Linked DNA regions of Homo sapiens: region 2 is linked to region 1. A link is a loop called in an ENCODE intact Hi-C map of the cell type or tissue named here. Cell type or tissue: Calu3. All regions are shown on one strand. Links, peaks and the distances in the headings refer to the core of each region. The heading gives the core; the rest is flanking DNA. Region 1 holds the start of LOC124900853 (a long non-coding RNA gene). Region 2 holds the start of LOC105377265 (a long non-coding RNA gene).

What was found. Hi-C counts contacts between places; a loop is a spot of excess contacts. Peaks named below come from ENCODE experiments on the same cell type or tissue, not always from the same donor. Only the 100,000 strongest peaks of a DNase experiment are listed, where the experiment ranks them.
Region 2: it touches region 1 in a loop (8-fold over the local background); 2 of 110 quality-filtered maps call a loop at or near these places.

Annotation. Positions count from the first base shown.
Region 1 is chr4:68,900,111-68,911,647 of GRCh38, reverse strand. LOC124900853 (a long non-coding RNA gene) reads right to left here and starts at 2,023. Exons shown (of 3, transcript XR_007058454.1): 1 at 1,924-2,023. It also overlaps the pseudogene LOC101930041. RefSeq lists enhancers at 4,230-5,120, 5,121-6,012, 6,904-7,796. In Calu3, for the core only: a CTCF peak has its summit at 6,767 (motif pointing left); DNase peaks (open chromatin) are centred at 4,807, 5,527 and 6,757.
Region 2 is chr4:69,052,952-69,064,488 of GRCh38, reverse strand. It overlaps LOC105377265 (a long non-coding RNA gene), which reads left to right and starts at 3,234. Exons shown (of 5, transcript XR_001741714.2): 1 at 3,234-6,172; 2 at 7,713-7,820. It also overlaps a transcript of UGT2B7 not described here. RefSeq lists silencers at 9,393-9,442, 9,791-9,991. In Calu3, for the core only: no CTCF peak of the experiment used is centred there; DNase peaks (open chromatin) are centred at 5,678 and 6,588.

The DNA of each region.
Region 1 (11,537 bases), core at 3,233-7,232:
TATATATATATATACACACATACACACACACATACAAACACACACACATATATATCACTATATATGTAGATTTGTATTTGTATGCATATATATATAAATCATGTTATACACAAACACACTAAAACATTGATGTTAAAGAAATTATAGGAAGCATTGATAAGAGAATATTTTATACAAATTATCTAGCTATTGATACATTTATAAAGAAAAACAGAAATAATAAGGTGGTAAATGTTAATAATTTTTGTTATCATTCTTATAAGCCTGAATTAATTCACATTAAACCTATTCTACATCATACTTAAAAGATGGATATCTATTGTTTAGTGAGAACTACAATCACCAACCAAAAAAGGGAAATGTTCCAATATAAAAACTTAATGAAAATATAAATAGGCACTTCAAAGCAAAATCACTGAAAACATATGAAAGATTATAAAGTACCTGATGCTCAGGAAAATAGAAACAATGGAAAATTAATGCTGTAAAGATTTGCAACCTATAAAAACCTGAGAAATCTATTTTTGCGGGAGTATAATGTGAAATAACCTTCTAAAATAAAATGTCAATATACAGTTTGAAACTGAAGTTCTACATCTAGAAACCTGTCATGCAGAAATCCTTCCATATAAGCACATGTATGAACAGAATATTTCCTCCAGCACTTAAATGGCTCCAGTCAATGAACACACATACCTCCAACAAATGTGTGAGTGTAGCCATTGTAGGGAACAGTTTATTCCACTGCTAAATAGAAAAAATAGTTTCCAGAAAAAAAAAGCCTTCCTTGCAATGAAATAAAATAAAATATATGTAAACTTGTACAAGGAAAAACAAATCTAGCAGAGTACACATAAATCCAAGGATGGGAATTTTAGATTTTATTCTACAGAATTCTGCAGCATTTAACTTTTTACAATATTTTCATATATTATTTATGAGGTTCAAAAATTAATTTGTGAAATAAATACATAAAATCAATACAGGAAGCTCTAAAAATTAACATCTCTTTATTAATTCATTAGTGTTATTCAAAAAATTTGAATTGATCAGGTTTCTCACATGCTATTTCATTCATTTGCAGCTTTTTTTTTAGAACACTGGTTCCATGTTTAAAATACCTATGGATAAATATAACACAATGTTTAAAAAATTGCAAGAACTGTAGAAATCTAAATTCACAAAATTTTTGTATTTTCTTTTATTATATTTAATATTTTATAAATCTTACAATTGCTTAATAACTTCTGCTGTCTTCTTCAAAATGTTAGAATGGTTGTGATTTTGTGACATGACTATAAATACTTTGACAATTTTCCTGTCAAGTAATATCCCCTCCCTTTGAAGTTTGGCAGACCTTGTAGCTGCCTCAACAAAAAAGATGCAGTGGAAATAATGCAGATTAACTTTCAAAGTTCTGTTGGAAACAACATGTTCCCTCTCCGCTTCTCTCTCTCTCTTTCTATCTTTTGTTTTTATGTCTCTTTTTCTCTCCACATCTCCTCAATTCAATATGTAGTCCCCATAATAAATGACAATTTGGCAGAGAGACACAAATATATGCCTAAGAAATCCTGGTAGCCCACTAGTACTTTGAGCCTTTCAACCTGAATCATTAAGTATGTAAGTGAATGATCTTCAGATAATTATAGACCGAGGCACCATAGGAAAGTAGCTACCTAAGAAACTTTGTGGAAGGAACACATAACTGAGCCCAACCAACACACAGATTCTGAGAGATGGTAATAAAATGATTACAGTTATTTTAAGGCCTGACATTTGAAAACAATTTTTCATGCAGTGATACATAACTGGAATAATAGTTCTAAACATTTTAAATTATACATTTGTAATAAAATTACAATTAATATATAGCTACATAAGTGAAAAATAGGGAATATTATATTTTGAAAATATCTGTACCCCAAATAGAAGAGTCAGCATAACGTGGTGGTTAAGAGCTGGCACTCTGGATCCAGATGGCCTGGATTCAAGCCTCTGAGAAACCACTACATAATGATGTGGGGCTGGACAAGTTACTTGGACTTTATTTGCTTCAACTTCCTCACCAATGAAATGGCAGTGGTTGTCATAGCATTACCGACCTCATGGGGTTGCTGAAAGAATGAATTCATTAATATTTCAAAGCACCAAAACAACTGTATATACAGCAAAGTAAAATTTTGTGTAATCTTGAATGTGGCAAGGTTTTTAGATATGACACCAGAAGAAGAAGCAACCAAAATAAAATTGATAAATTAGATTTCATCAAAATTAAAATTTTTACACATTAAAGAACACCATCAATAAGGTCAAAAGAGAAACCAGAGTTTGAAGTACATATTTACAAGTTACATACCTGATAAGTGACTTATATAAAAAATATATAAAGAAAGCTTACAGCTCAATGTTAAAAAGACAAATAATTTAATCAAAAAATGTTTAAAAGATCTAAACAGGAATTTTACCAAGGAATATTTAAATGTCCAATAAGAACATGAAAAAATGTTTTGTGTTGGATTATATAGTTGAGAGAAATATATAACGTCTTCTCAATCACAAGTAACTTTTCCTTTGTGCTCATAGGCAGAGAAATAAATTCTCATGACTAAACAGAAAAGCTGCCTGGAATGAGCACAAGTTATTTGGCAGAACTATAACAATACAAAATTAAAGATAAATAAACAAATAACATTAGTCTTCCTAAGAATCCATATTAGTGTTTAAAATATTATAAATGAAGAGTCTGTGTCCCATATTTTTTAACAGTATCTTTCCCCATTACTGTATAAGATGCTATTTTAATTATTATTATATGTACTAAGTCAAACACACACACACACACACACACACACACACACAGTTGCATGACTATGCATTAATAATAGAAGAAATGTATGTTGTAGCACCTAACTCCTTCCAAAGGAACTGAGTGATGAGGTTTGTTTAAAAAATTGGTCCTATTGAAAACAGTATGGAAGTTTCTCAAAAAATTTAATGTAAGATTACCATATGATGCAGCAATCCCCCTTCTGGATATTTATCCATAAGAATTAAAATCAGGCTCTCAAAGGCATATTTGCGCATCCATATTCATAACAGTACAATCCCAGCATCTACCAAGGAATGAACAGACAGACACTATGTGGTTTATGCTACAATGTGGATGAAACTTGGTATCATTAGGCTAAGTTAATAAGTCACAAAAAGACAAACACTGTAATTCCTCTTTATAAGGTATCTAAACTAGTCAAATTCATTAAAAAAAAAAAAAGAAAAGAAAAGAAAGTAGAATGGTGGCTACCACGTGAAAAGGACTCCATAAAATAAAAAGTTGTTGTTTAATCAGCATAGAGTTTTAACTTTAAAGCAGAAAAAGTTCTGGAGATTGGTTGCTTAAGATTGTGTACCTAGCAGTACTATGTGTACACTTAGAAGTGCTTAAGTTGGAAAATTTCATATTATGTATGTTTTATCATAGCTTCTACTCCAGCAATTCCAGCTAATATTTGATATCTCATCCTTATTTGCTCATAGCATTCTTTTCAATAGTGTTTGCTGTGTTATTGCTCTTTTGTGATGGAGCAAATTCTTTCTTCATAGGAAATGGACATTTTCCCAGAGCTCTGGAGAAAATAGCATTGCAGTGTTTTGTCTGGGATCGATGGTTGATAACATTACAGAAGAAAAGGCTGATGTGATTGCATCAGCCCTTGCCCAGATCCCACAAAATATTAAATACAGTGCCATAATGTTGGAAAACTAAGAGTCTTAAATTCTATAAAGAGTTAAAGGGTGAAAATTTTCTCCCTGAAAAGTTAACATTTAGGATAATTTAATTTACTGAGATTGAGGCAGGAAATTAAAGAAAGAAAGAAAAATAAAATTAAAAAGAGAAATAGGCTTTCCTGTATTAGGCTAACTAGTCCCAGAGGCAGCAATGGGTGCAGCCCAGACCCAGGGAAATTCTTAATACTATCTAAAAAGCCAGGACACACACCAAAGAAATGTGGTCTGGTGACTCTCTCAGCACTCCTTCAACATAGGGAGAAGAAAAACAAATTTTCCTCTGTTTTATGGTATGACTTTACAGATTCTTGTTCTCTGTAACTAGTAACCTCAAGATTTCTGCTTTATCTAAAAAGCACAGCAAAGGTCCTGAGAAGTCTGAGTACGCCTGAACTACAGCTGTCTGGGCACCATAGTGAAGGTTATAAGATAAACCAGTGCAAGGCTCTTTTGAGCAAAACCTAGATAACAGTCATCTAGGTTGCATAGCAATAGTCATGTGTAATCCTGGGTTATGAACCTGTCACAATTTTATTAATTGTTCTCCTTCTGTATCCCTGCTTTCGTGCCACCGTAAGCCTGCACCAAGTTAGCCCACCCCTTTTTTAAAGTGTGTATAAAAGTCAAGTGCTGTCTTTGTTGGGGGCCCCATCTTTGGATGGTAAGTCCGTTGGGTCTGAGTGTACTCAATAAAGATATCCTCCTCTATATACCCCAAGGTCTCTCTCGGGTCCTCCTGATCCGCTACACACCTGGTGACCCACATGGGACTGAGAGACTGCAGCTTGGCTGGCTTCTTTGCCTGTGGGCGGTCTGGGGCCTCGGCTGTGGGAGACCCTTAACTTCAGGACCCATCAAGGGAACTTAAGCCCAGAGAAAGGAGCTGTTCTCCCGCGTCCCCGGTGCCCCTCCCCTGACAGCACAAGGGAACCCGGAGGGGTTGCAGGACGGTTCCAGGAATGGCGCCCTTTCTTCAGAACCATGGTAAAGTTTTGGGGCCCAAGGCAGGACCTATCCCATAAGGACAGAAGGGGAGCCTGATCACCTCCCAGGGAGTGACAACTAATCCAACACAGAGAGGCTGGGGGACGGTGAGAGTGGCTCACAAATTTGGATGAAACTCACACCCCAACCAACACAGGACGCGAGAGTGGCTCGCTAAGTTAGTTCAGAAGGAAACTGGATGCAGTGAGAGCGGTTCACTGCCCCAACCAGGATAGGGAACTGGGAGCGGGGAAGTGTGTGAGTGCGTGTGAAAGAGACAGTTCTGGGAGGAACCAACGGGAATGACATGTGTGGAGCTGCTGATCTCTTAGTGTAGGCTGTACGCTCCGAGCAAAATGTAGGACCAACCGGGTCCAATCGGTCTAAAACAAAAGGAAAGGTGAATGTGCTGCATCATAACTGGGAGGAAATGGGAGGAAAATCGTGGAAACCCACCCCATTGGAATGTATGTTAAAGAACTTTAAGAAAGGCTTTGCAGGGGTTGAGGGAGTCAAGTTAACCCCTCAGATGCTGAGAGCTCTCTGTGAATTAGAATAGCCCTTTTTTGGTGTTGGCTGGCCTGCCAAATGTGCTACAGATAGGGAGAAAATTGGCCGTGTGTTTAAGGTGGTGACCTGAGTTGGAGGACAGTCAGATAATTCAGACCAAATTTCCTTATATTAACTCATGGCTGAATGCAGCCCTGTTTAGCAGCTTATTGAAGAATGCTCACAGCTCAAGCCAAGAGAAATCAATTGTGCTGCCAGCTACAAAGACAAAGTGAAAGCTTCGCCTGTAAACAGAGTTAAAGGGAAAGTCACAGGAGCTTGTAGCGTGAGCAAACAGAGACAAAAAGAAAGCCACAGGAAAAACCAGTTTTTCAAGAACCACTGGAGGGAAAAGAGACCCCTCCTCCATATGTTCCAATCTACCCCCGCTTTCCCCAGGTTAACTGCCTCTGAGGAGTCAAGCTCAAATGGATACATGCCCCCAGTCTCTCTTGAGAGGGAAAAATCTGAGCCCTCACTCCAGGAAGTTAAGGTGAAATGCTAGGAAAAACAGGCAAGCCACCTCCAGTCAGGTTGTGTTAGGGCTATGCAAATGCCTCTCCTGGAAACTAGAGGACCCCCACTAGAACCCAAAGGAATGAGGCAGCCCAACTATAGCAGCTGCCAAGATACCAAGAGGCACTCCTGCAAAATTTAAGGGAAGGCGGGAGACAGGCAATCAATATAGGAAAAATCTCAGAGGGGCATCAGGGTGCAGATGAAAGCCCCAGCCATTTTTATAAAAGACTTGGTGAGGCCAGTGCATGATGAACATGGCATTTGTAGAGCAGGCCCAGGGGGATATCCAGTGAAAATTGCAGAAAATGGAAGGTTTTAAAGGGATGAATGCTACTCAGCTTATTGAAGTGGCCACGAAGGTGTACATTAACCAAGATCAGGAGGCAAAGAGGGAGGCTAATAGAAGGCTTGAGAAAAAGGCTGATTTGCTGGCAGCATCCCTCATGGATGTGGGTATGGACATGGGCATGGAAGAGGCCAGTCTGGACAGGGATTTGAGGGCCAGCCGAGGCTGGAAAGAGATCAGTGTGAGCGGTGCAAAAGAAAAGGACACTGGAAGGATGAGTGTCCAGAGAATAATAACAAGGAGGACAGTCAGGGCATTCAGACCAAATTTCCTTATGTTAACTCATGGCTGAATGCAGCCCTGTTTAGCAGCTTATTGCAGGATACTCGCAGGTCGAGCTGAGAGAAATCACCTGTGCTGGCAGCTGCAAAGACAAAGTGAAAGCTTCGCCTGTAAACACAGAGTTAAAGGGAAAGTCACAGGAGCTTGTAGGTTGAGCTGAGCAAAAAGTGAAAGCTTCTCCGGCAAACACAGAGACAAAAAGAAAGCCACAGGAAAAACCAATTTTGCAAGAACCACTGGAGGGAAAAGAGACCCCAGGGCAGTAGTATAGGAAGGCCACCTACTGGTGGCTGCCACACCAGGGAGGAACCAGACATCGATCTGATTGGACTGGCAGGGGCTGAAGGATATGAGGGTAGGACAGACCAGGCTGCTTCTCTTTGGGACCCGAGGAGCCCATGGTCAGATTAGAAGTTAGAGGCCAGCTAATGGACTTTACGGTAGACACCAGAACTAAACACTTAGTAGTGACCTGACCTATAGAGCCACAATCCAAGAACTGTGCAACTATTGTAGGAGCCACTGGAGTCTCTGAAAAGTGGCCTGTCGGTCAAAGAGGTGTGTTATAGGAGGATGAGAAGTCCAAAATGAATTCCTATACCTCCTAAATTGTCCAGTTTCTTTGCTGGGAAGAGACCTACTTCAAAAACTGCAGGCACAGATTACATTTGGGCCGCAAGGGAATGTAACTTTAAACGTAGTTTGCCCAGAGGCTATGATGTTAACCCTCACTGTCCTGCAGGCTGAGAAATGGAGACTATGCAAAAAAGACTCCGGAACCAGGAGTAAATGAAATGCATGGGTTACTTACTAAAATTCCCAGAGTTTGGGCTGAAAGTAATCCACCTGGACTGGTGCCAGCGTAAATCAGGCACCGGTGGTGGTAGAGTTAAAACTGGGAGAAACTCCGGTTCGGGTCCGACAGTACTCGCTACTCCCTGAGGACATACGGGGTGTCCACAAACATTTAGAGTGGCTTCATAAGCATGGAATCATAGCCAAATGCCAGTCACCATGGAACAACATTCTCTTGCCAGTGCGGAAGCCGTCTGGGGAATATAGGCCAGTACAGGATTTGCATTCAGAAAACCAGGCCACAGTGACCATCCACCCAGTGGTGTCAAACCTGCATACCTTAATGGGACATATTCCAGCAAGTGCCACTTGATTTACAGTCCTAGATTTAAAGAATGCATTTTTCTGTCTCCAGTTTGCACCAATTAGTCAGGCTAGTTTTGTTTTTCAATGGGGGTAAATCACAGTACACTTGGACAAGATTCCCACAAGGATTTAAAAACTCCACTACAATCTTTGAAGAGGCACTGGCCTCAGATCTTAAAGTCTACACCCCACCGAATAGTTACTGTGTCTTGCTCCAGTACATTGATGATCTTCTTCTAGCAGCCCCAACTCAAGAGGACTGCTTCCAAGGGACCCAAGACCTCCTGCACCTGCTATGGAAGGCAGGATATAAAGTGTCAGGGAAAAAGGCTCAAATTTGCTTTGAAAGTTTCCAATATTTAGGCTTCTATATAAGCTAAGGGAAAAGATGGCTTGGTTGTGAATGGAAGCAGGTGGTTTGTGCACTTCCTACTCCAACCACCTGGTGAAAAATAAGAGAGTTCCTAGGGGTAGCAGGGCTCTGCCACATCTGGATCCCAAATTTCTCACTCATGGCTAAGCTATTATATGAAACCACAAAGTGGGGGAAAAGGAGACCATCCTCTGGGAGGCCAACCAGGAGAAGGCCTTTAAGGAAATCAAAGAAGCCTTGACTCTGGTCCCAGCTTTAGGACTGACAGATCTAACGAAGCCTTTCTTTTTATATGTCCACGAGCAAAAGGGAATGGCCATAGGAGTTCTAACTAAATCCATAGGATCATGGCACTGCCCAGCGACGTACTTATCCAGGCAATTAGATTCTGTGGCATTTGGATGGCCTCCTAGTTTTAAGGCATTAGCTGCCACTGCTCTGCTGGGACAGAAAGCTAATAAACTGACTTTAGGACAGCAAATGACGATCCAGGTACCACACTCGGTTGTAACTTTGATGGACCAAAGGGGGCACCATTGGTTATCAAATCCTAGAATAACTCGATACCAAGGGCTCCTATGTGAAAATCTCTGCATAATTTTAGACTGTGAATACCCTAAACCCAGCTACCTTGCTTACCATTGAGTCAATGCCAGGAAGCCCCCTTCAATGCTGTGTGGATGTGGTAGGTGAAGTGTTCTTAAGCCAGAGAGATTTGACAGATCAGCCCCTCGGGGACCCCGACATTGGATATTTTACTGATGGGAGCAGCTTCATACTAGAGGGTGTCCGCCAAGCTGGGTATGCAGTGGTGACTTTGGACTCAGTAGTGGAGGCGAAGTCTTTGCCTACAGGATCTTCCCCTCAGAAAGCAGAGCTGATAGCTCTGACAAGAGCTCTCCAGTTAGCAAAAGTCCAGAAGGCAAATCTTTACAGAGACTCCAAATATGCTTTTGCCACTTTGCATGTTCATGGGGCTATTTACAAAGAAAAAGAACTCTTAACTGCTGGAGGTAAAGAAATAAAGTACAAGGAAGAAATTCTATGACTCTGAGACACTGTATAAGCCCCCAAACAGGTAGCAGTAATGCAATGTAGGCAAAAGGCAGGAACATTAGAGGCTAAAGGAAGCAGAAAGACAGACAAAGAGGCAAAGCAAGCTGCAATGGCGACTCCACCTTCTAAACAAGAAGCCTTAGCTATGACTCTCCTCCCAGAGATTCCCCTTCCAGAGACCCCAAGCTACACTCAAATGAAAGGGCTTGGTTTACCCAGGAAAATGGGAATTACGTTGAAGGAGGATGATGGAAATTCTCCAATGGGAAGCTAGCCATACTTGAAATGTTGGCCCCCAGATTTGTAAAACAGTTCCACCAAGGAACTCACATGGGAAAAATGGCACTAGAGACATTATTAGGGCATCATTTCTATGTGCCACAGCTCACTGCTATTACTCAAGCCGTTTGTAAACAGTGTTTAACTTGTACTCAGAGCAACCCTCGACAAGGGCCTACTTGGCCCCCGGGGAATTCAGAAAACAGTGGCCATGCCCTGTGATAACCTGCTTTTGGACTTCACCAAACTGCCCTGAGCAGGGGGCTATCAGTACATGTTGGTGCTTGTCTGCACCTTTTCAGGATGGGTCAAGGTCTTCCCCACCTAGACATAAAAAGCACAAGAGGTGACCAAGGGAGGCATTATTCCCAGATTTGGACTGCTCCTAAATCTGGGGTCAGATAATGGACTGGCATTTGTGGCTGAAATAGTTCAGGACTTAACTTGACTATTAAAGATAAAATGGAAGTTGCACACGGCCTACCAGCCACAGAGCTCAGAAAAGATGGAGCACATGAACCGGACACTCAAGCAGCTGCTGAAGAAATTTGGTCAGGAATCTCATCTGAGGTGGGATCAGGTCTTATCCATGGTCTTCCCCCGAGTCAGGTGCACCCCCACAAAAAAAAACAAACTGGGTACTTGCCCTGTGAGATTTTGTTTGGCTGGCCACCCCCAATCATAAGGCAGATTAAAGGTAATCTCCGTGAGCTACAAAAACTAACTTTAAGAAGACAAATGCAGGCTTTAGGTATGGCCATGCAAAAAGTGAATGGCTGAACACAGGAAAGAATGCCTATAAGTCTGACAGACCCAGTACACCCTTTCAAACCTGAAGACTCTTTTTAGGTTAGGAAATAGAATCCACCTACTCTGGGACCCATATGGGATGGGCCCCATACTGTGGTCTTGTCCACTCCCACTGCTGTTGCAGGTATCATACCTTGGATCCACCACAGTTGGCTGAAACCGGCAGCCCAGGACCAGTGGACCAGCCAGTAGGACCCAGACCATCTGACCTGGCTGATCATGCAATGAGACCACGTTGCCAGTGGAGATGACAACAGCCCTATTCTGGTCACTCCGGAAGCTGACCCGTCTATGCACGGAAGAAGGTTGAGGAAACAGCAAGCCCTGCTCTAGTCACACTGGGAGCTGACTAGTCTGTGCATGGCTGAAGCTTGAAGAATCATCATCAGATGAGCAAATGTGGCCAGAAGTCTTAGTCCCAGTAATCTTCTTTGTATTATTCATTATATTGCTATAACCACCATGAAATAAAATATTTTATTTTTCATCCACTTTTATGTGGCACTCATTTTTAACATCTACACAAAAAGTTCACATATTTATCTTTTCTGGTTCATTAATCAAGCTGGTGTCTATTTGATTTTCCTTTAGCTGTAAAGAGAATGTTATGTAGTTATCAATCATTTATTATGATCAGTCTCTGAAGCCCTTGGACCAAAAACTCTTCTGGATTGAATTTGTCATGCACCACAATGGAGCCAAGTACCTGCTGCCACCTGCCCACAAGCTCACCTGGTTTCAGTACTGCTCTCTGGATGTGCTGGCCTGCACAGCTCTTGTTACTCTCTTTGTCATACTATGATGCTTGATTATCAAAAGTTTGTTAAGATGAGAAAGAAGGAAAAGAGAGTAGGTCTGTTTGAGATCTAAGGCAGGCAGGCATGATACCAAAAATTGTGCCATTTAATGCCACCACTATGCATCAAGGTATGGACTAAATTCTTTATTACATTTTACAAGACCTGTGCCTTCCTGATTTGTTTGAATTTTTTAATCTTTGTTAAACATAAGTATTGTAAAATTTTATTTTCAGAAAACCTATAATAATTCAATTTTAATGCTTATCTGTGTATATTTTTCAGCTGAAAATAAAATGAGTTTCACTGGAAATTCAGTCTGTTTACTTGAGAAGGCCAGAAAGACTTGCTTTACTGTGCATTTTAAGAAACTTCTTCTTATATATATGTATATATTTTTATAGAATATAATACATTTATATATTTATATATTATATATAATAAATACATATCATATTTTTATTGTTTTATTTCAACTTTTATTTCAAGTTCAGAAGTACATGTGCAGGATGCGCATGTTTGTTACATAGGTAAAGAACCCTCTTCTATATAAACAAATACATTCATATGGAATATATGTGTCCCTGTCAGA
Region 2 (11,537 bases), core at 4,770-8,769, 150 kb before region 1:
TGGTTTGCCTTATAACCTTCACTAGGTGCCCAGACAGCTGTAGTTCAGGCCTTCTCAGGCGTCTCATGACCTTCGCAGTACCTTTTAGACAAAACAGAATACTTGAAGTTACTAGTTACAGAGAACAAGAATCTATAAAGTCATACCATAAAACAAAGGAAAATTTGTTTTTCTTCTCCCTATGTTGAAGGAGTTTTGGGAGGGTCTACAGACCACATTTTTTTGGTGCATCTCCTGGCTTTTTAGACAGTAGTATCAGGACTTTCCCTGGGTCTGGGCTGCACCCGTTGCTGCGTCTGGGACAAGTTAGCCTAATACAGGAAAGCTTATTTCTCTTTTTAATTTTGTTTTTCTTTCTTTCTTTCTTTCTTTCTTTTTCTTTCTTTCTTTCTCTTTCTTTCTTTCTTTCTTTCTTTCTTTCTTTCTTTCTTTCTTTCTTTCTTTCTTTCTTTCTTTCTTTCTTTCTTTCCCATCTCATCTTCCCCTTTGATGCCTCCTGTAAATGGAATTCAATAGAAGGCATCACTATCATTTAATTCCTCATTACAAGTCAGTTCTTCTCTGTTTGGTACGGGTTGATACTTGTTTAGAGCCATCAGTGGAGTGGAGGTGGTTCTGTTAACGATGGATTCTGTGATTGATTGGATGTTTCTGATGAGGAGGCCTAAGAGGCAAGGGAACATTAAGCAACCTTTTAATATAGCCAACACTACCCCTACTGTTTTAAAACCACCAAAGGATGAAAACCAACCTCCTAAGAGGGAATCTGGAGACCATCTGGGTTCCAGGTCTGAACTGGGACATGAGCTATCTTCCACATCCTGGCAGCTATTTCTATGATGGCTTTCCTGTTATCATTAATTTCTAGGCAGCAATTCATCAGGCTCAACTTTCCACATAATCCTTCTTTTTGGGCTAGGAGGCAGTCTGAAGCCAGTCTATTCTAATAGATGGTGATCCTTATTTCTGTGGCTTGCTGGGCCAGCAAGTCTAACATATTTGCTGTCTCATTAGTGATGATTTCAAGTACCACCTGCAACCTTATGATGTGATTAAGCATGTAAATAGGGGTACAGTACCCCCTGACCTATCTTGTGCCCAGGTACCTATAGTATGTATGGTATAATAAAGTCTTAATTACTGTGTTTCTTTTTTTTTTTTTTTTTTTTTGAGACGGAGTCTCGCTCTGTCGCCCAGGCTGGAGTACAGTGGCACGATCTCGGCTCACTGCAAGCTCCGCCTTCCGGGTTCACGCCATTCTCCTGCCTCAGCCTCCCAAGTAGCTGGGACTACAGGCGCCCGCCACTACGCCCGGCTAATTTTTTGTATTTTTAGTAGAGACGGGGTTTCACCGTTTTAGCCGGGATGGTCTCGATCTCCTGACCTCGTGATCCGCCCGCCTCGGCCTCCCAAAGTGCTGGGATTACAGGCGTGAGCAATTACTGTGTTTCTTATCCATGTAGTGTGCATGCAGTGACGGCATCCTAATACGGGTCCTCCTTCTAGCATAGATATGGGGATCAGCACAAACAAAGCAAACAGTAGCATTCTTACAGCCAGCATGAACAGTAAAGGCATTTAGGGGGTTGGTTAAACAATAGCACAAGAGCAATATAATGAATAATACAAAGAAGATTACTGGGCCTAAGATTTCTGGCCACATTTATTCATCTGATGACGATTCTTCAAGCTTCGGCCGTGCATAGACTAGTCAGTTCTTGGTGTGACTAGAGCAGGGCTTGCTATTTTCTCAAGCTTCCACCATGCATAGACTGGTCATCTTCCAGAGTGACCAGAGCAGTGCTGTTGTCATCTCCACTGGCAATGTGGTCTCATTGCAGGATCATTCGGGTCAGATGGTCTATGTCCTGCTGGTTGGTCCACTGGTCCTGGGCTGATAATTTCAGCTGACTGTGGTGGATCCAAGGCACGATACCTGCAATTTTAACAACAGTGGGAGTGGACAAGATCACAATATGGGGCCCGTCCCATATGGGGCTCAGAATAGTTGGAGTCTATTTCTTAACCTAAACAAAGTCTTCAGGTTTGAAAGGGTGTACTGGGTCTGCCAGACTTATAGGCATTCTTTCCTGCGCTTAGCCATATACTTTTTGCATGGCCATATCTAAAGCCTGCATTTGCCTTCTTAAAGTTAGTTTTTGTAGCTCACGGAGATTACCTTTAATCTGACTTATGATTGGGGGTGGCTGGCTGAACAAAATCTCATTGGGCAAATACCCAGTGTGGTTTGTTTTGTGGGGGTGCACCTGACTTGGAGAAAGACCATGGGCAAGACCTGGTCCCACCTCAGATGAGTTTCCTGACAAAATTTCTTCAGCAGCTGCTTGAGTATCTGGTTCATGTGCTCCATCTTTACTGAGCACTGAGGCTGGTAGACTGGATGCAACTTCCATTTTATTTTTAACAGTCGAGTTAAGTCCTGAACGATTTCAGCCACAAATGCCAGTCCATTATCTGAACCCAAAGTTAGGGGCAGTCCAAATCTGGGAATAATGTCTCTTAACAATACCTTCATCAACTCTCATGCCTTCTCTGTCCTGACGGAGAAGGCCATGACCCATCCTGAAAAGGTACAGACAAGCACCAAAATGTACCTATAGACCCCTGCTTGGGGCAATTCGGAGAAGTCCATAAGCAGGTTTTCACAGGGCATAGCTCCTTTTTCCTGAATTCCCGGGGGCTGAGTGGGCCCTTTTCAGGGGTTGTTTTGGGCACAAGTTAAACGCTGTTTACAAATGGCTCAAGTAATAGCGGTGAGCCATTGCACATAGAAATGACACCCTAATCATGTCTCTAGCACCGTTTTTCTCATGTGAGTTCCTTGGAACTGTTTTGCAAATCTGGGGGCCAAGATTTCAGGTATGGCTAGCCTCCCATTGGAGAATTTCCACCATCTTCCTTCAACGTAATTCCCATTTTCCTGGGCAAATCAAGCCCTTTTATTTGGAGTGTAGCTTGGGGTCCCTGGAAGGGGAATCTCCAGGAGGAGAGGCATAGCTAAGGCTTCTTCTTTAGAATAGAAGGTGGAGTTGCCATTGCAGCTTGCTTTGCCTCTTTGTCTGCCTTTCTGTTTCCTTTAGCCTCTAATGTTCCTGCCTTTTGCCTACAGTGCATTACTGCTACCTGTTTGGGGGCCCATACCACATCCAGGAGCCGTAGAATTTCTTCATTACACTTTATTTCTTTACCTCCAGGAGTTAAGAGTCTTTTTTCTTTGTAAATAGCCCCATGAACATGCAAAGTGGCAAAAGCATATTTAGAGTCTGTGTAAATATTTGCCTTCTGGTCTTTTGCTAGCCAGAGAGCTCTTATAAGACCTATCAGCTTTGCTTTCTGAGAGGCAGTTCCTGTAGACAAAGACTGTGCCTCTACTGCTGAGTCCAAAGTCACCACTGCATACCCAGTTTGGTGGACTCCCTCTAGTATGAAGCTGCTCCCATCAGTAAAATATTCAATGTCCAGGTCTCCGAGGGGCCGATCTGTCAGATCTCTCTGGCTTGAGAACACTTCATCTACCACATCCACTCAGCAATGAAGGGGGCTTCCTGGCACTGATTCAATGGGGAGCAAGGTAGCTGGGTTTAGGGTACTCACAGTCTCTAAAGTTACACAGGGATTATCACATAGGAGCCCTTGGTATTGAGTTATTCTCGGATTCGAAAACCAATGGTGCCCCCTTTGGTCCATCAAAGTTATAACTGAGTGCAGTAGCTGGATTGTCACTTGCTGTCCTAAAGTCAGCTTATTAGCTTCCTGTGCCAGCCGAGCAGTGATAGCTAGTGTCTTAAAACAAAGACTCCATCCAGGTGCCACAGAATTCAATTGCCTGGATAGGTATGCCACCGGGTGATGCCACAATCCTATGGCTTGAGTTAGAACTCTTACGGCCATTCCCTTTTGCTCATGGACATATAAAAAGAAAGGCTTAGTTAGATCTGGCAGTCCTAAAGTTGGGGCCTGAGTCAAGGCTTCTTTGATTTCCTTAAAGGCCTTCTCCTGGTCAGCCTCCCAGAGGAGGAGCTCCTTTTTCCCCTCTTTGTGGCTTCATATAATGGCTTAGCCATGAGCGAGAAATTTGGGATCCAGATGCAGCAGGACCCTGCTGGCCCTAGGAACTCTCTTGTCACCGGGTGGTTGGAGTAGGAAGTGTACAAATGGTCTGCTTCTGTTCACTACCAAGCCATCTTTTCCTTTGGCTTATATAGAAGCCTAAATACTGGTCACTTTCAGAGCAGATTTGAGACTTGTTCCCTGACACTTTATATCCTGCCTTCCATAGCAAGTGCAGGAGGTCTTGGGTCCCCTCGAAGCAGTCCTCTCAGGTCGGGGCTGCTAGAAGAAGATCATCAATGTACTGGAGCAAGACACAGTCACTGTTTGGTGGGGTGTATGCTTTAAGGTCTGAGGCCTGTGCCTCTTCAAAGATTGTAGGAGAGTTTTTAAATCCTTGTGGGAGTCTTGTCCAAGTGTACTGTGATTTACCCCATTGAAAAGCAAAAATAGGCTCATTAATTGGTGCAAGCCAGAGACGGAAAAATGTATCCTTTAAATCTAGGACTGTAAATCAAGTGGCACTTGCTGGAATATGTCCCATTAAAGTATATGGGTTTGGCACCACTGGGTGGATGGTCACCGTGGCCTAGTTTTCCACACACAAATTCTGTACTGGTCTATATTCACCAGACGGCTTCCGCACTGGCAAGAGAGGGGTGTTCCATGGTGACTGGCATTTGACTATGATTCCATGTTTATGAAGACTCTAAATATTTGCGGACACCCAGTATGGCCTCAGGGAGTAGCAGGTACTGTTGGACCTGAACTGGATTTTAACTCTACCACCACTGGTGCCTGACTTACAGCCAGTCCAGGTGGGTTACTATCAGCCCAAACTCTGGGAATTTTAGTAAGCAACCCAGGCATTTCATTTACTCTTGGTTCCAGAGTCTTTTTTGCATATAGCCTCTATTCTTCAGCCTATGGTACAGTACGGGTTAACATCATAGCCTCCGGGTGAGGTAGATTTAAAGTTACATTCCCTTGTGGCCCAAATGTAATCTGTACCTGCAGTTTTTGAAGTAGGTCTCTTCCCAGCAAAGGAACAGAACCATTTGGGATGAGAATTCAGGTTGGACTTCTCATCCTCCTATAACACACCTCTTTGACCAACCGATGGGCCTCTTTTCAGAGACTCCAGTGGCTCCCACAATAGTTGCACAGTTCTTGGATAGTGGCCCTATAGGTTGGGTCACTACTGAGTGTTTAGCTCTGGTGTCTACCATAAAGTCCATTAGCTGGCCTCTAACTTCCAATCTGGCCATGGGCTTCTCAGGGCCCAAAGAGAAGCAGCCTGGTCTGTCCTAGTCCTCATATCCTTCAGCCCCTGCCAGTCTGATCAGATCAGTGCCTGGTTTCTCCTGGGTGTGGCAGCCCCTGGCTGGTGGCCTTCCTGTACGATGGCCCTGACCCTTCTCCTTATTATTATTCTCTGGACACTCATCCTTCCAGTGTCCTTGTCTTTTGCACTGTGCACACTGATCTCTTTCCAACCTGGGCCTGCTCTCAAATCCCTGTCCATACTGGCTTCTTCCATGCCCACTTCCATGCCCACATCACGCCACCTTGCAAAGCCAGCTTCCCTCCCTGTGAGAGCTGCTGCCAGCCAATCAGCCTTTTTCTTAAGCCTTTGATTAGCCTCTGTCTTTGCCTCCTGATCTCCGTTAATGTACAACTTGTGGCCACTTCAATAAACTGAATAGCATTCATGCCTGCAAAACCTTCCATTTTCTGCAATTTTTGCCTGATATCCCCCTGGGCCTGCTCTACAAATGCCGTGTTCAGCATGTGCTGGCCTCACTAAGTCTTTTATAAAACTGGCTGGGGCTTTCATATGCACCCTGAAGCACCTATGAGATTTTTCCCTATATTGATTGCCTTTCTCCCGCCTTCCCTTAAACTTTGCAGGAGTGCCTTTTGGTATCTGGGCAGCTGCTGTAGTTGGGCTGCCTCATTTGGGTCCTAGTCGGGGTCCTCTTGTTTCCCAGAAAGGCATTTGCATAGCCCAAACATGACCTGACTGGAGACAAGTTTGCTTTATTTTCCTAGCATTTCACCTTAACTTCCTGGAGTGAGGGCTCAGATTTTTCCATCTCAGGTGAGACTGGGGCATGTATCCCTTTGAGCTTGACTCCTCAGAGGCAGTAACTCTGGGTAAAGGTGGGTAGATTGGAGCATATGGAGGAAGGGTCTCTTCCCTCCAGTGGTTCTTGCAAAACTGGGTTTTCCTGTGGCTTTCTTTTTGTCTCTGTGTTTGCCAGAGAAGATTTCACTTTCAGCTCAGCTCAGGCTACAAGCTCCTGTGACTTTCCCTTTAACTCTGTTTTCACTTTGTCTTTGTAGCTGCCAGCACAGCTGATTACTCTCGGCTTGAACTGCGAGCATTCTGCAATAAGCTGCTAAACAGGGCTGCATTCAGCCATGAGTTAATATAAGGAAATTTGGTCTGAATGCCCTGACTGTCCTCTGACTCCGGTCACCACCTTAAACACAGGGCCAATTGTGTCCCTATCTATAAGTACATTTGGCCAGCCAGCCAACACCAAAAGAGGGCTATTCTAATTCACAGAGAGCTCTCAGCATTCAGTGGGTTAACTTGACTCCCTAACCACCACCCCCTCCACCACAAAGCCTTTCTTAAAGTTCTTTAACATGAATTCCAATGGGGTGGGTTTTGAGGATTTTCCTCCCATTTCCTGCCAGTTACAACACAGCACATTCACCTTTCCTTTCATTTTAGACCAGTCGGACCCGGTTGTTCCTACACTTTGCTCAGATAGATGCTGGGATTGTTTCAAGGTCTGAGCTTTTGTAATAGTGCTGTTATGAATATGGATGTGCAAATATCCCTTTGAGATCCTGATTTTAATTCTTATGGATAAATATCCAGAAGAGGGATTGCTGCATCATATGGTAATCTTACGTTAAATATTTTGAGAAACCTCCATACTGTTTTCAGTAGTGTCAATTTTTTAAACAAACCTCATCACTCAGTTCCTTTGGAAGGAGGTATGTGCCACAAGATACATTTCCTCTATTATTAATGCACAGTCATGCAAGTGTGCGTGTGTGTGTGTGTAGCAGGACAAGCCACAGGCAAAACTTCTCAGACACCGAGTTGTAGAAGGAAGGGCTTTATTCAGCTGGGAGCATCAGCAAGCTACTGCCTTAAAATCTGAGCTCCCCAAATACACAATTTCTGTCCCTTTTAAGGGCTCACAACACTGAAGATTTCACATGAAAAGTTCATGATTGATTTGAGCAAGCAGGTGGTGCATGACAGGGGCTGCACGCACTGGTGGTCAGAGAGAAACAGAACAGGGCAGGGAGTTTCACCATGTTCTTCTATACAATGTCTGGAATTTATGAATAACATCAGTTTCTAAGTCATGAGTTGATTTTTAACTACTAGGTTTAAGCCAGGCAGGCCCAGGGCTGGTTTTGGGCATGGTGCTGGGCTGCCTGTCTTTGATTTCACTTATTTGTTTTTTTCTTAAAACAGGTACTGAGGATAAAACAATATAAAATAATATGAGAGGGTCTTTCTCTTCCTTCATTCCCCCCTTTTGAGACTCTCACTTTTTATTAGCGGGAGTTCTCACTCTTATTTTTGTTACTTATGTCTTTTTGTGCAACAGATTGATAGTGATTTATATAGTACACTTGTGCTGAAGCACTTTGGTGAACTAAGGTAGCGATGAAGCTTTTTATCATTTGAAGAAGTACAGGTAGGAAACAAAGGAGCGGTAAGTAGGTTCTTAATTACTATTATTACTCTTATTATAAGAGTTTTAAATCTTCCTATTGCTGGGAACTAATTTTTAAACATGGCTTCCAGATTGTGTCCGTGCCACACTTGCATGGGTACATGTGCCAGTTTTGTTATGTCTTTAACTATATCCTCAACTACTTGTCCTTGATCATCTATGTGTAGACAACAATTAGTAAGGTTAAATTTTCTACAAACTTTTCTTTCAGCTGCTAGCAAGTAGTCGAGAACTAGTCTATTTTGATAGATCGCATTTCTCATCAGAGTCTCTTGACGGGCAAGAACAGTCAAGGCTTGATCGGTTTTATTAGTAATAATTTCTAAAACAGCTTGTAACCGTATGATTCGGTTGAGCATTTAGATGGGGGTCTAGTATCTTCATGAGCCATCTTGTGCCCAAGTGGCAGGTCCATAGTATTGTATGATTTTTTCAGGGGGCCATTTATTATCTTTTTAATCACCTATGGCTGTGCTTCCTTTTTTGTGGGAAGCATAGACTGGGAAGCCTAGAAGTTTACCTGTTTTTATGGGCAGTAAGAAGAAAGAAGGCTTAATGGTGCCAATTGCACAGCTACCTCTCCACTGATCAGGCAGCTTAGCATAAGCTCTGTGTCTACATATCTAGTATAACCTGGTGGGGACCATCCAGTCCTGGTAGAATTCTGGGTGGGCCTAAACAGTATGCAACTTTGGAAATTTACTGAATGGATTTCTTTCTGTGTAATTGGAACTCCACCATGTAACTGTTTTTGTGGTACTATTATAGAGCTTTTGTCTAAGACAGCTAAGCTGCCTTACAGGATGAGCGAATCCTTTTCTTTCTTTAGATATGCAATACTGTCTAATAATTGAGACTTTTAGAACCTAGAGATGATCAGGGTGATTCTTTTGGTCTGGGAATTCATCAGGAACTGGGTCTTTAGGAACTAATTCTGGGGCTTCCCATGGCCATTGATCTCCTGTTACGGTTTTTCCACAAACATAACGTGAAGTGACTTGTAGAGACTGGGCTATGTGTTCGGCTAATTGCAAAAACAAATTTTTAGTTTTTCCTGGAATCTCGGGTACTGGCACATTTAGTTCATCATAGAAAGTCTGAAATACTGGTTCTGGATAGTGTTCTTGAACTTCTTCTTTTATTAGGATGCTTACACTAGGATCTAGTCTTTTTCTGTTAATGTCTAATGTTACATATTTTTCTTTATTTTACTTTGGGTCTGAGGGGTTTGTGATTATCAATTTTAAAAGGTTGCAGCTCCTACTCATGCAGGAGGGGAGGGGCTGACCTTTTTTTTTTTTTGGAGTCAAACAGGATCCTTTTTATCTTTTTTTAAGTAGTCTAAATGACACAAGACCAGTATTAACACATCTCACAAAAATATGATTCTTGACAGATATACTTATTTTTTTACTGTGTAACTAGTTTTTCAATTTAGAGAACCACATCTTATCTCATGCTGCTTACTATTAATAGCAGCACAAGTGCCAAATTTTAAGATTACGTTTTTGGGGACCTTTCTTTTTTTTTTTTTTTTTTTTTTTTTTTTAGCTATTACTTTACTTCTGTCACTTAGAAAAGGATCAGTCCTTAATCATGGGAGGCTTACAGTGAGTCATAACACGCATCAGGCTGGTCACTTCCTGGATTACATACTTTGTACTGAGTGTTATTGTACAAACAAGTTCCTTTTGGAGTTCCTAGGCATTCATAATAACTATAAAATAATAGGACTGTAGCAATCTTTTTTCCTACCTCAGTGACTTGATGTATATACTGGGAACAGCCCTCAGTCTGAGGAAGTTCAGCTGAAGTCCTTAATGTACAAGTCCAAATTTTAAGGAAAATGAGTCCTGCGATGAGTTTCCTCATGCTTCAGCCGTGCGTGGACCAGTCAGCTTCTGGGTGTGACTGGAGCAGGGCTTGTAGTCTTCTTCAGAGTCACTTTGCAGGGGTTGGTGACGCTGCTCCTATCTACATACAACTCCTAGTCTACTGATGGTTAAGGATTGTCTCGGAGGTTGGGCCTACTAGAATAAACTGAGTCCAGCACCTCTAAACAGTTATGTTTAACTAGGCTCTCTGATACCAGGAGTAAGGTGGCAGGGTTAGGGTGTTGCAAACTTCAATGGTTATGTGGGGATTTTCACAGAGCAAGCTTTGGTATCTACTTAGTGTAACATTTATTAGCTAATGGTGTCCTTTAGTATTTATTAAAATCACCACAGCATGGGGAGACTTTATGTTTAGGTTTTGTCTAAGAGTTAGCTTATCTGCTTCTTGTGGTAACAGGGCCATTGCTGCCAGGGCCCTTGGACATGGGGGCCAGCCTTTGGAAACCCTGTCTTTTTGTTTTGAGAGATAGGCCACTGGCCTTGGCCAGTGCCCCACAGTCTGAGTTAAAACTCCAACTGCCATTTTTTTCTTTTCTGACACACAGACTTCACAGAGTCAGGTCAGGTAACCTCAGGGCTGGGGCCGACATGAGTTTTTTTTTTTTTAACTCATGAAAAGCTCTTTGCTGTTGGTTGTAATAGATGTAGTTTATCTAATCTACATTTTTATTCACTGTCATCTACCAAAATATTGACTTAAATCCTGTAGCTATTTGATTTCAAGCTTTAAATTGATCTGGTATTCCTTGCGGGGCTCTAATTGCATCTAAATAGATATGAGAGTTGGAAGACCTATAAGGGGCTTCTCTCGCTTTATGATATCTTATTATTTTCTTTTCTTCCTCTGGTTGATGAAATGCCAGGATGAAAGGGATAGCCAAATGGACTAAAGCACAAGTGCCACTCTACTTATTCAGCAGAGTACCTAGTAAAGGTCCACCACAATACCACCACACATCTGCTCGGGGATGAACAACGGCTGACTGATTGATAACCTTTCGAAAATTCTTAAGCTCACTGCATCCTTTCAGGTCTCTAAGGAATGCTGTCTCCTCCCTGCTGTGAGAGACACGAAGTGAACTTAGTGTTGGGAGATGGAAGCTGGATGGCCCTCGGAGGCTGACCCACAGGGACTTCAGGATATAGCAGAGAGAGCTTGGCATGACTTATTACTCCAGGCTGTAGAATCCTGGAAAAGAGTTACCATGCAGCCTACGCCTGGTCAACTGGAGGACCACTGTAGTGGAAAGGGGACAATTAGGGCCTCTGGCCTGCCATGTGCACAAGCATAACAATTGCTTTTGTTTAACGTGCAGATGGAATATTTGATCTATTTCAACCAGGCATTTGCATCTTGGTATGCTGTCTTAATTGCCAAAGTTTTTTTTAAGTCTTTAACTTCTGTGATCTTCTAGTAAAATGAATGTTTCCTTTAGCACCAATTTGTATTAGTTTTTAGACCAAAGAAAGCTAAACACCATTTCATATTTAATAATGCTTCTTGTATGATTTTTATACCAGATAAGCTAAATTTTACCTTTATATTAGTATGCTATTAATATTAAACTTAATTTTAATAAAACCTTGAAGACATATTTATCTAATTTTTCATGTTTGACCATAAGGTAAGATTTTATAGACTCTTTTTAACCTTTTATAATTTTTGTTAAAGAGCAGGTTGATGCTTTAAGAAAAAAAACCTGTTGCATTTTTACTTTTATGTCTAGTTCGCAGAAAAACTGGATGATATCTTTTTAACTTTAGCTAATATGTTTACACACAGACTTTTCTTTACAATTAA